Regions from separate parts of the Mus musculus genome. Here region 2 is linked to region 1. Evidence: chromatin loops called from intact Hi-C (ENCODE). Cell type or tissue: heart. All regions are shown on one strand. Links, peaks and the distances in the headings refer to the core of each region. The heading gives the core; the rest is flanking DNA. Region 1 has its middle 23 kb from the start of Gm34624. Region 2 holds the start of Rgs5 (regulator of G-protein signaling 5).

Region 1 (5,379 bases), core at 289-5,288:
CCAAGTTACAGTCTTACTCTTCAGCATCTATTTGAAGGCTGAAGATGCTCTACCTGTTATCAAGGGGCAGCTGTGATAGACATCAACAGGATTCATGAGTCTCAAGGAAGTTCATACAGGCAGAGGGAAACAGCTTTATCTCACTGCTAGTCTATGTAGGAGCCCTACAGACACAAATCCAGAATTAATAAAACAAAGAAAAGCAGTGCAAAAAACAATGATACCCAAGCGAACACCTGAAGATTCAGTCTTCTGGGACAGCTAGAATCATACACCTACCCTATAGCAGTAACTGAGAACTCTACTGTGTCACATCTTTGCTCTACCCACGTCTACTGACCTTAGGCCCAAAGTGTGAGGACAAGCGAGGACACAGCTCAAGCTGCTTGCACTGGGATAACCAAACTGCAAGCCTATGGGAAGGGCAAGGCAAGGGGCACTTCCTCTTCAGCTGCCAACCTGTTCTATGCATTCAGCAAGGCACACTGAGGAGAAGAGATGAATAAAGGCAGGTACTGGCAACTTAGTTTTGGGTGAAAAATGCCAAAGTAGGGAGACATACTCTCTATAAACACAATTTGAGCCCTGGTGATTTCAGACTTTGGCTTGGCACAGAACATTCTGGCTAACTGGACAACATTTCTGTTGTTGTAGCCTATTTTATACAAAAAAATGGAGGTGACTGAGGTGGAGTTTGGGGCAGGAGTAAAACCAGGAACAATTTCAGTTATCCAGAATATTGTGTGTGTGTGTGTGTGTGTGTGTGTGTGTGTGTGTTTTGTATGCATGTATGAAGTGTGTGCCACATGTGTGTGGTGTGTGGTGTCTGGTGCCTGCAGAGACCAGAAGAGAGCATCAAATCCTCTAGAACTTGAGTTATAGATGACTGAATCACCATAGGGGAACCAAACTTGGCTACTTTGGAAAACAACAAGTCCTCTTAATCATTGAGCTATCCCTCCAGACCCCAGGATGAGTGTTTACAAAGAATAGTCTATGCGGTGACTATCTGCTTATCATTTTGGCTTTCCCAGGTCCTGAGGCCAAGTGTTCAGCTAAACTCATCAAGTGTTCAGCATGTGTTGAACTCTGAGTCACCAGTTGGCTGCAGCTTTTAGAGGGTTTAGTCAGACCATGATAATCACGTTCTGAGTTTCCCTTCAGAATGAAGCAAAGGCACAAGGTCCTCTTGGGTCCTCTAGTCTGACTGTGAGGGTTTCCAGTTAGGAAGGAAATCCAGTTGTCTTTAGTGTTGAGCAAATCTATGTAAGGAAATTATCTGGATCAAATATTCCAAATATTTACTTCTAATTTGCTGGTTTTGTTTTTGTTTTTAGTTCAAAAAGATATGGGGTTCTTCATTCAAAAGCTCTCCTCTCCTCCTCTCTGTGCCCAGCCCCCTTGCCCCTTCTTTCCATTTATTTTTGTCATTATGGTGCTGGGATGTAACCCAGGCCCGAGGCATGCTGAACACATATCTACCACTGAGCTACATTCCCCTCCTAAACATCGCTTCCTTATAAAGACTAATGTGAGTATTTGGAAACAAAGTTTTTTACCTATTAAGAATACACTCATTACATAAAGTAAGAATCTCTAGTGGCTTAAAGGGACTGAGTAATTATTAAAATGGTAACTGACCTGGTTTCGTAGTGAGTCTCCCCTGTGTGCCAAAAGTTACTCATACTCTCCAGCATTGCTAGTCTCTTTTACGTATGAGGTTAATTGCAGTTCAGAGACAGGAAATGACATCATGGGGGTGTGGCATGTGATTTGAACTCAGGCTCTTTTTACACCTAAAAGATGATTTTCTTTATCATATTTCTTGAGATGTATGTTAAAGACAGCACGAATGGCCTGAAGTTTCCTTAGAGGTTGGTAGGTAGGGGAGATCTTGATCCTCTCCTTGTTATAGCAGGGTGCAATTTCATCAAGGATCAAAAAAACCACCAAGTCAAACTCCTTGTCCCATCAAAGCTTCCATTTCCAGTCCTTGTAGCTCTGACCTGGCTCTCTTGGTTAGAGCCTCACTTACCTTTCCAATTTCTTGGTTGCCTTAGCTTTCCAGTCTTTTCTCTGCTGTTCCTCACCCACATAGGTCAGAGTCAAACTGAATAGCAGCTGTCTTCTGCCTTTGCTTTTCCCACCACCTCTCTTCAGCCATGCGCTCTCTGGAGTAACATCAACCCCTCCACACACACTCTCTTCCACACACTGTCTCAACCTCCCCATCTTTCTCAGCCCAGTGGAGATTCCTCTTGCTTTTGTAGCTCTTAATAGCTTCCTGTGAAGTTTCACAGCAGTCTCTCCGTATAGTTCTTACAAAGGCTTCCCTTTCACCCTGTAAAGTCCTTATTCGTGTGTGAGTTTCATTTGGCTCTGGAGATCTTTGGGTGACTCAGAGTTTCATTTTCCGGTACCTACCTTCCAAAGGAAAGCGGATACAGAAGTGAGGATACCAGACTTACAAAGTTTTAGGAATGCATAGTCAACTTTTAATTTTGGATACAGAACACACAAGGATAATATTTTGAGATTTTACAATTCAAATACCACTTGGAATGGAACATTATTATATTGAAAATCTTCATGCTTTACCTGCAATTGAAATCTCACCAGTCCTGTCTTTTATCTGGCAACCCCCTTATCATATTTTGAAGAAAGCCTTTCAAATGTGTACTTCTGATCTGGGATGGTGGCATCATACGAATGACCCAAGTGATCTGAGATCACTGTTAATTAGAGATAGTCTGATGAGAGCAGTCATTCGCCCCAAATTCTAGTTCTAAGATTGATTTTTTTTTTTAATTTTAAGATTTCCAAAGACTTTCTTCCAGTCTCAGGACTAGCTGATATTCAATTACAGACCTCATCACCACTAGACCTTTTGAAAACCAGAAGCCTGCCAGGAGAGCTCTAGAAGCAGAAGGAGAGAGGGTGTACATGTTGTACCTGTGTGGTTATGTGCTCATCTTGAGGCTAGCACCGCCAGCTCTGTGAAACCTTAGCCTACTGACGCTCTAAGCATTTGTATATGTTGTTTTGTAACTAACGTCTTAAGAGTCGGGTCACTGCGAAATTTTGCTTACTATGTGTGACATGAATATTTAAAAGCCCTGGGGTGTGCTGATGAGCAGGGAGGGCAGACTAGGCAAAAGAACTTTGGTCACTATCTCGATTTTCCACTTCCGGCAGTGCTTCTCTCCCATGACCCCTGCTACTTTCCCTGGATGATCAGCGAGGGTCTTTTTTCCAGCCTCTCCCTTGCCTCATCTTCTCGTTATGTGCTGGGAGCCTGCCAGGCCTGGAATGGGCTTGAAGTGGGACACAGGGTCAGACTTTGCTTTCAAGTCGGTCAGTCTCTAGCCATCTAGCTCTCTAACTCCGCTGAATGCCTGCTGATGACTTCTAAAAGATTCTCAAAACTTCCTTTCTAATTCTATGGCTAAAGACACTGGCTTCTTCTCTCTTTAAGTATCTGCTTTATTAAATATTAATTATAACGGTCTGTTCTTTATTTAACTCTTTATGCTTAAATAAGAGCTAGGGAAACTTAATTCTTTCTTACTGTTCTATGCTTTGTTAAGCACTAAAAACAACTTTTTTTTTTTTTTTTTTTTTTTGGAGATAGGGTTTCTCTGTGTAGCTCTGGCTGTCCTGGAACTCACTCTGTAGACCAGGCTGGCTTTGAACTCAGAAATCCACCTGCCTCAGCCTCCCAAGTGCTGGGATTAAGGGCGTGTGCCACCACTGCCAGGCTAAACTAACTCTTTTTTGTGCCGTGTTTCATGAAGCTCTAAAAACTTAACTCTTTATTAGTTGTGCTTTGACAAGCATTAATATCTGGCAATTAAAACATACTGTTTAGCAGCAGGGAATTAACTGAAAGGATTTATTGCTAGTGCTCCTTTTCTGTCCAGGCAGCCAGAAGCCCTTCGCTGGCCTGCCTGGTTAACTCTGTGAATCAGAGAGGAAGGAAAGGAAAACAATTAAGATGCTGTATACAACAGGCAAGTAGGCCCAGATGCATATACAGTCAATCTTCATACACTCACACACCGGCTGGGCCCAATCCCCCGACTGACCGTCTGTCCCAATCAACTCCACAAATATTCATGCATGCTTACACATATACACATATACTGTACACACAAACATATAGACAAACAGACATACACATTTGGATGGATGGATGGATGGATGGATGGATGGATGGATGGATGGATGGATGGAAGGAAGGATAGATGGATGGGCAGACGAATGGATGGGGAAAAGCTCTTCAAGCCAAATCATTCAACCAACAACCAACAACTTTATTTCTTTCCTCTGATCTTTTTATACCTTCTTAGACAGAAAGTTCTTTAGAAAATTACCTCAGGGATAAAATGTTACATAAAATGGAAGTTACAGAAGGATGTGAATATTAGGTTCAAAGCAGTGTTTCATCATAACTTATTAAAAGTTCAGAGCAACAGATTTTATATACCCTTGCCTTATCATAGTGCACACCCGTGACTTTATCCTTGGACCTAAACATTTTCTCTTGAACACAGAATTGCAAGTCTATCTCTCTTATCAGTGTGATTATGAAACATCATTGCATTTCTTATGCAGGGTTTACTTACTATTCTGAGGAGTGGGCACATTCTATTCTTGATTCTAACTTTATTACATCTTCCTAGCAACTAAGACCATCTCTAAAAACTTTCCTCCTAAAAGCATTTGAATCAAATCAGGAATTCTATAGAATTATTATCTATTTGTCTAGATAGCATTACCACAAGATAGTACCTCTTCATAGGTCTGCAGAAATCTGCTCAAAAGGGTGGGCTAATACCTAGTGAGAGTTATATATTTAATAATAACAACAGGAATAGCATATTAATAGCAGGAAGCTTTCCTAAAATGGATTTTTTTTTCCTGTGCTTTAACTACCTGAGCTGTTGTAGATTTTAACCCATCTCGGAAAGATCACCCATTAGTTTTAAACTTCTCCTGTGATGGCTCCTGACAACTATGTGGACCAGCAATGCCATGAACCAGTCTGAACAAACGATTAAAGGCTGACACAGCTTCAATAGTCCTCCTGGAAAGACTAGCTCAACTGTCATTCATGTCTTCGGTAAAGATTCTCCTGACTTCTTGAGGTTAGTCACTTCCTCCTGGGAGCCAGCACACTTCCCTGGCCCCAGGACAGTACAGTTGTTCAGCTGTTTACAATTGCACATGTACACAAAATGCCTATTTTTGTATTTCTACTGTCTATGCCATTATAATGTCTAAGAGGCAATAAGCATACATTTGTAAAATGAATGTTTCTGTTAGTTTCATTTAACCAGGAGGATTCCCGGATATTTACTAGCTAGTGCCACAAGGATT
Region 2 (5,379 bases), core at 265-5,264, 100 kb before region 1:
TCCCTCCTTGATAAACATGTACCCAAGGATCTCATTACAGATGGTGGAATATGAAACACAGTGAGGGGAGGGGTCCCATAAGAACCACCCACTAAGCCCTGCTGTGGTTTGTATCTTAAATGCCTCCCCAAAGATCCACACAAAATGCTTGCTCTGCAGGAGGTGCTGATGGGAGGTGGTAGACTCCAACAGAGGAAGGACCTTGAGAGTCAGTGATGGGATGTCCTCACAGTGGACACACAACAAAAACATATGTTGCCTGAGTGCTGGTACAGGTTATATTAACACTGGCCAAACTATCTGTACCCTCTTATGTCCTTGTTTGTATTTGCAGCCTGTCCCCTTGGCCTTAAAGGCATCCCTCACATCTCTTTCTCCTACACAGACATGCCTGACTCTTCTGCCTTGTAACAGTAGTTTAAGCATCATTTTCTTAACCCCTTGTGAAGTCCTCCCCAACTATCAAAAGCTCTGAGGCCCATCCAGTCCTCAGTCTTAGACTTCTAGTAGTACTCTGCATTTATTCCTCCCTGCTGGTCCATAGCACTCCGTGATGTGCATCCTCATTTACCTTCCTACCTGGGGCACACTATCCTGTGAGCAGGGTGTGGCTTGTCATCCAAATGCCTAAGAGATGTGCACAGGCTTGAAATAACTGAAACGGTTTCATCAGTAAGAATCCACAGTTTCTCAGTGGCCTCTCCTCTACATTATTAGTTTGCTGTGTTCTTAACATTATGAATTCCGCGATGTGTTATCAGCTACAGTGGGTTTCAAATGCATACATTTCCAGCAAGAACAACACCAGTCCCCAACTGGAAAGTCCCAGCTTTAGTGAATAAATGATAAATGTAAAAATAAATAAATTCCAATGTTGCTAATGAATCCAATACATGATAGTAAAAGAAATAATTGCAAAAATACCACCACTATAGCTCTCTAAAAACTATATTATTCCCATAAAAACTTAGGGCAAGAGGAGTAACAATATCAAGATGCCCCAACCCTTGCAGACTATCACATAAACAGCATCAACTGTTCACCCAGTGTAATGATGTAAGCTCCATCCACTGCATTAATGATGTTCAACGCAAATACCAAGTAAGCTAAAGGCTCACCATGCTCACTCATCCCTCTATGCTGTGCACGGTCAACGATCAACGTGTGACTCTCACAGTTGGAGAGAAAGCAAAGGTGGATCATCTGGTCTTCAAAGAAGTTGGGATGCCACTCAGTTCTAAGCACTGCACCTATCTGGAGCTCTCTGTAGGAGAGGTGGGAGGCATGGGGTGTGGGAATAATGAACAATTCCCAGTCCTGGAATCCACTTCTCTCCCCCTGGTCTGGTGGATACAGCTACAGATGTCACTGCTATTGGTTCCTTCTATCTTCATCTATTTAAAACATTTACATCTCTGACTCTAGGGAATATGTTCCATTGTTTCTTCTTTTAAAAAAATCACTTAAAATTTATTGCTGTAATGAAAAACGTCAAAGAAAATGTGACATTTTAAATAGGTAAAAGTCTTTGGTGGCCCATTAAACAGTATGACTTTCTCAGACAGACATTGACCCTTGGGGACAGAGGAGGCTGTGCAAGAATCAGTTTTACTCCCTTTAATGGTTGAGGGTCAAAGTAAAATCAATCAGGACTCTACAGAGCAGAACCTTTCTACCTACACAGATCATGTCGGGTATTGGGTTGTTAAGTTTGTAGTAAGATGACGACTTTAGATATAGGATTTTTCTATAGACCACAACACAGTCCTAGACAACCATGTGTCTCAGAGCTCCAGGTAATAGACAAACCCTGTGTCTCAGGGACTTTTTTTCCCCCAGTAACCAAGCTACTCCTATCTAATGAATAGGGAATAATGGGAAGCCCCCTCTGCCCCACTGCAAACTGCCTGCAGAGTCCTCATTACCCCAATCTCTCTGTGTGAATGAAGATCACTTTTCCCACAGTTTACTGTGTCAGACATTCTTCTGAGCACTTCCCACACATGACCACTCACTCACTCAGTCCTCAAAACCACCCTGTGAGATAGACATGCTTCCCATTTCCACTTTACAGATGTGCAAAGTGAGAGGTTAAAGAAATTGCTTCAAGCTACCCAGGAAATATGTAGGGGAGACAGAATTCAAACCCAGATACTTTTATTTTTCGGTGTTGGGAGTTACCTTCTTTCTAGCGCGCACACACACACACACACACACACACACACACACACCCTCTGGGGGTTGGGGGGAACAGCGCTCTGGTACTCTGTATATTAAATGACCATGGATTATCTCCTTTTGAATCTCTAGCTCAGATCTTTCCAAATCTCAGTACTGCTACAGACAAGACAAAGCCAAGTCTATTACCAAGCATCAGTTTCATCTCAGCGGGACCCCATCCCGCAGAGCCTCTGGGCATCCTCCCTTGAGTGAAGGCTCACCACATTTTCATCTCCTACACTGAAGAATTTCAGTTCTCACCTTTCCAGGCATGAGTGCGGCAGAGCTGCCAGTCCCTTACACATTTTGGCTGGCGGCTTAGATCCTCAACTTGAGCACGAACCTCTCAACAGCTGACCGTCTGTGGAAACTTCAATAATCTGGGGCAGCCTTTCCCTTTGAGGAATATATACAAGCTCTCTCACAGCTCCGTGGCTCCGAGGACCAATCAGCAGCCTGGGCGAAAATTGTGGGCTGGAGCTCAGCAGCAGTTTGCCTTCGGTGGGGGCTGGGAGTCTTTCCTGACTTCAGGCACTGCTGGGGCATGTTTCTGGTGGCTTCTGTCCCCACAGTCTCTTGTTTGTTTAGTTAGGGCTGTGTTGGAGCCTAAACTGAGATAAGATCATTAGTGCCTGAAGACTGAAATTTGACGTTAGCCAGAACGACGATGTGGGCTTTCTTTGAAAGCAAGGTACCCTGAGCCATTTCAGATCTGCCAAGGGTCCTGGGATACAAACACTAAACCCACTCACAGGGGAGGAAACGGCTTCTTTTCACGGTGGAGAGAGTGTTTAGCTGAGGATCTCTCATCTCCTGAGCACTCAGATGGGTGCTAGGAATTCCGAGGTAAAAGGACCAGTCCAGGCTCTGATGATGCAGGTGTGTCTTACATTGGTGCAGTTAGGTGTAAGCAACAACTGCCCTGGCACATCTTCACTAGACCTAGGGGGTCACAGCCTGTGTGCCCAACAAGTCCTAATCAGGTCTTTTCTTCAGTGAGTCCATTAAGGGAGCCAAGTTAATGGTGAAGAGCAGAAAAAGGAGATTTGCTCAGTGTGACCCTAGTCTATCTACTACAGGCCTGACAGGAGGGAGGGCATAAACAGAAAGCAAGGGACACACCTAGCTAAAGAGAAAAGGCAAAATGAGGTTCCCCTGCCCACTAATGTCTCAACATTGGGTCTTTCCCACAAGCCAGTCTGACACAAGGTCAAGGTCATTGCACAAGCTGTAAATCTTTTTTCCAGGAGACAAATTCCTGTTCTGGATGCCCCCAGGGCTTCAGCCGTTTCCTCTCCCTGAAGGAGATTGGGGAGAGGGAGGGGGCAGTAATAGCTTGGAGTTCTTTAACAGTCAGCAGTCAGGTTGTCAAAGAGGGGAACACAAGTGTCTCCTTAGAAGGTTTGTTCCTGGCAGATAAGTCCATAACCTCCTGGTCCCCCTTTGCTTTAACACCTCAGGGTTGAGGTGAGATAGGCCTGTGACTGAAAACAAAAACCCCAAAGGGAACAGGAGAAGGAACCAAGGTTAGAATACACTCAGGGTGTCAAGCTCCCTGCTAAGAACCGTCTCTGCATAACTCCTGGTTTTAGCTTCTTTCGGAAAGTCTGGAACAAACAAATGCATTCTGTTAGCCTGAAAAGGGTCTTGAGCAGGGCTGTGGTGGCACACCAGCGCCGGGAAGGCAGAGGCAAGCGGATTTCTGAGTTCAAGGCCAGCCTGGTCTACAGAGTGAGTTCCAGGACAGCCAGTACTATATAGATAAACCCTGTCTGGGGGTGGGGGGAGAGGGAGAGGGAGAGGGAGAGGGAGGGAGGGAGGGAGGGAGGGAGGGAGGGAGGGAGGGAGGGAGAGAGAGAGAGAGAGAGAGAGAGAGAGAGAGAGAGAGAGAGAGAGAGAGAGAGAGGTGTCTTGGTACTATGACATGCAGGCTGTCCTCAAACTTCTGTTCCTTGCCAGCCTCCCAAGTCGTGAGATTTCAAGCAGCCACTATTCTGCCCCGTGTGACTCCATTTCAATCCTGACAGCTTTCCTCCTTGTCTCTGCACAATGTTCTCTGAAGCCATGATTAAGCATCTGATGGTTTGTTTTCCACTGTCCCTGGCAACTGTATAAACTGACAGCACGGCCACTCTATGGTATGGGTAAGAAGGGGGGTTTATTGTAGCTATGAAGGAGAGAACAGCCAGGGGTGTCTAGAAGCGGCCAGAGCAGAGAGAGAAATTAAACTGAACATGCCCAGCAGACTGGACCTGGGCATGACAGAAGCAGGAACAGAGCTGAGAGGAAGAAAGGGACAGAGAGAGAAGGAGAGCAGAGATGAGGAGGAGGGAGACAGGGACAGAGAGGGAGTGACTGAGAGAGGAAGACAGAGACTGAGCATATGGAAGACATCAAGGTACTAAGGACAATGAGTAGCTGTAGCCACAGGGAGGGAAGCCTTGGGCTGGGGAAGTTTAGGGGAGTGGAGGGGGTGAGAAGGGCCAGGATGCTAGCTAGCATGGACTCTGGAATGTGTGACAGGTTCTCGTGAGACCAAGTGATCCTGGAGGCCAGCATGTGTTAATAGGCACCGCAGATAGCCATTTATCCCTTCGTTTTAGAGTCTGGGAAAATGGAGTTTCCTTTGGACCTGACAATAACCCCAATTAGATTCATCCTGCTTAGTCTGATTTGATCCCATGTTGGATGGGAGGAAGGAGAGATGTCAAGAGGTTAGTGTCAGTAAAACCTTTGGGCCAATTCTAAGGGAGCCCTAAGAGATATAGGAGTACCTCTAAGATTAGGGGTAACTGGGGTCCTTCTTGTTGGTTCTATGGGTAATGCCCTAGCACGCTAAAAATGTTGTTTAGGTTCTGTCGTGGTTTGAATAGATATCACCCCTGGAGACTCTTGCATGTAAAAGCTTGGTCCATAGTGAGCCATACTATTAGGGGGCATGGCTTTGTTGGAGTAGGCGTGTCCTTGGTAGAGGAAGTGTGCCACTGGGGGCAGGTTTGAGGTCTTAGAAGCTCAAGTCTGACCAGTGTTTCACAGTTTCTCCTAGCTGCCTGCACATTAAGATGAAGACACTGGCCTCCATTTCCAGCACCATGTCTGCCTGTACACTGCCATGTTTTCCACCATGATGATAAAGGACTGAACCTCTGAAACTGACAG

Evidence for each region. A loop is a pair of places that touch in the nucleus more often than their neighbours do. Peaks named below come from ENCODE experiments on the same cell type or tissue, not always from the same donor. Only the 100,000 strongest peaks of a DNase experiment are listed, where the experiment ranks them.
Region 2: it touches region 1 in a loop (2.2-fold over the local background); 3 of 42 quality-filtered maps call a loop at or near these places.

What each region holds. Positions count from the first base shown.
Region 1 is chr1:169,551,538-169,556,916 of GRCm38, reverse strand. No RefSeq gene overlaps it. Among named protein-coding and RNA genes, the nearest start is that of Gm34624, 23 kb to the right of the region's middle. In heart, for the core only: no CTCF peak of the experiment used is centred there; a DNase peak (open chromatin) is centred at 3,246.
Region 2 is chr1:169,652,724-169,658,102 of GRCm38, reverse strand. Rgs5 (regulator of G-protein signaling 5) reads right to left here and starts at 2,602. Exons shown (of 5, transcript NM_009063.4): 1 at 2,482-2,602. The coding sequence starts at 2,525. In heart, for the core only: no CTCF peak of the experiment used is centred there; a DNase peak (open chromatin) is centred at 2,692; H3K4me3 peaks cover 1,160 bases; H3K27ac peaks cover 2,074 bases.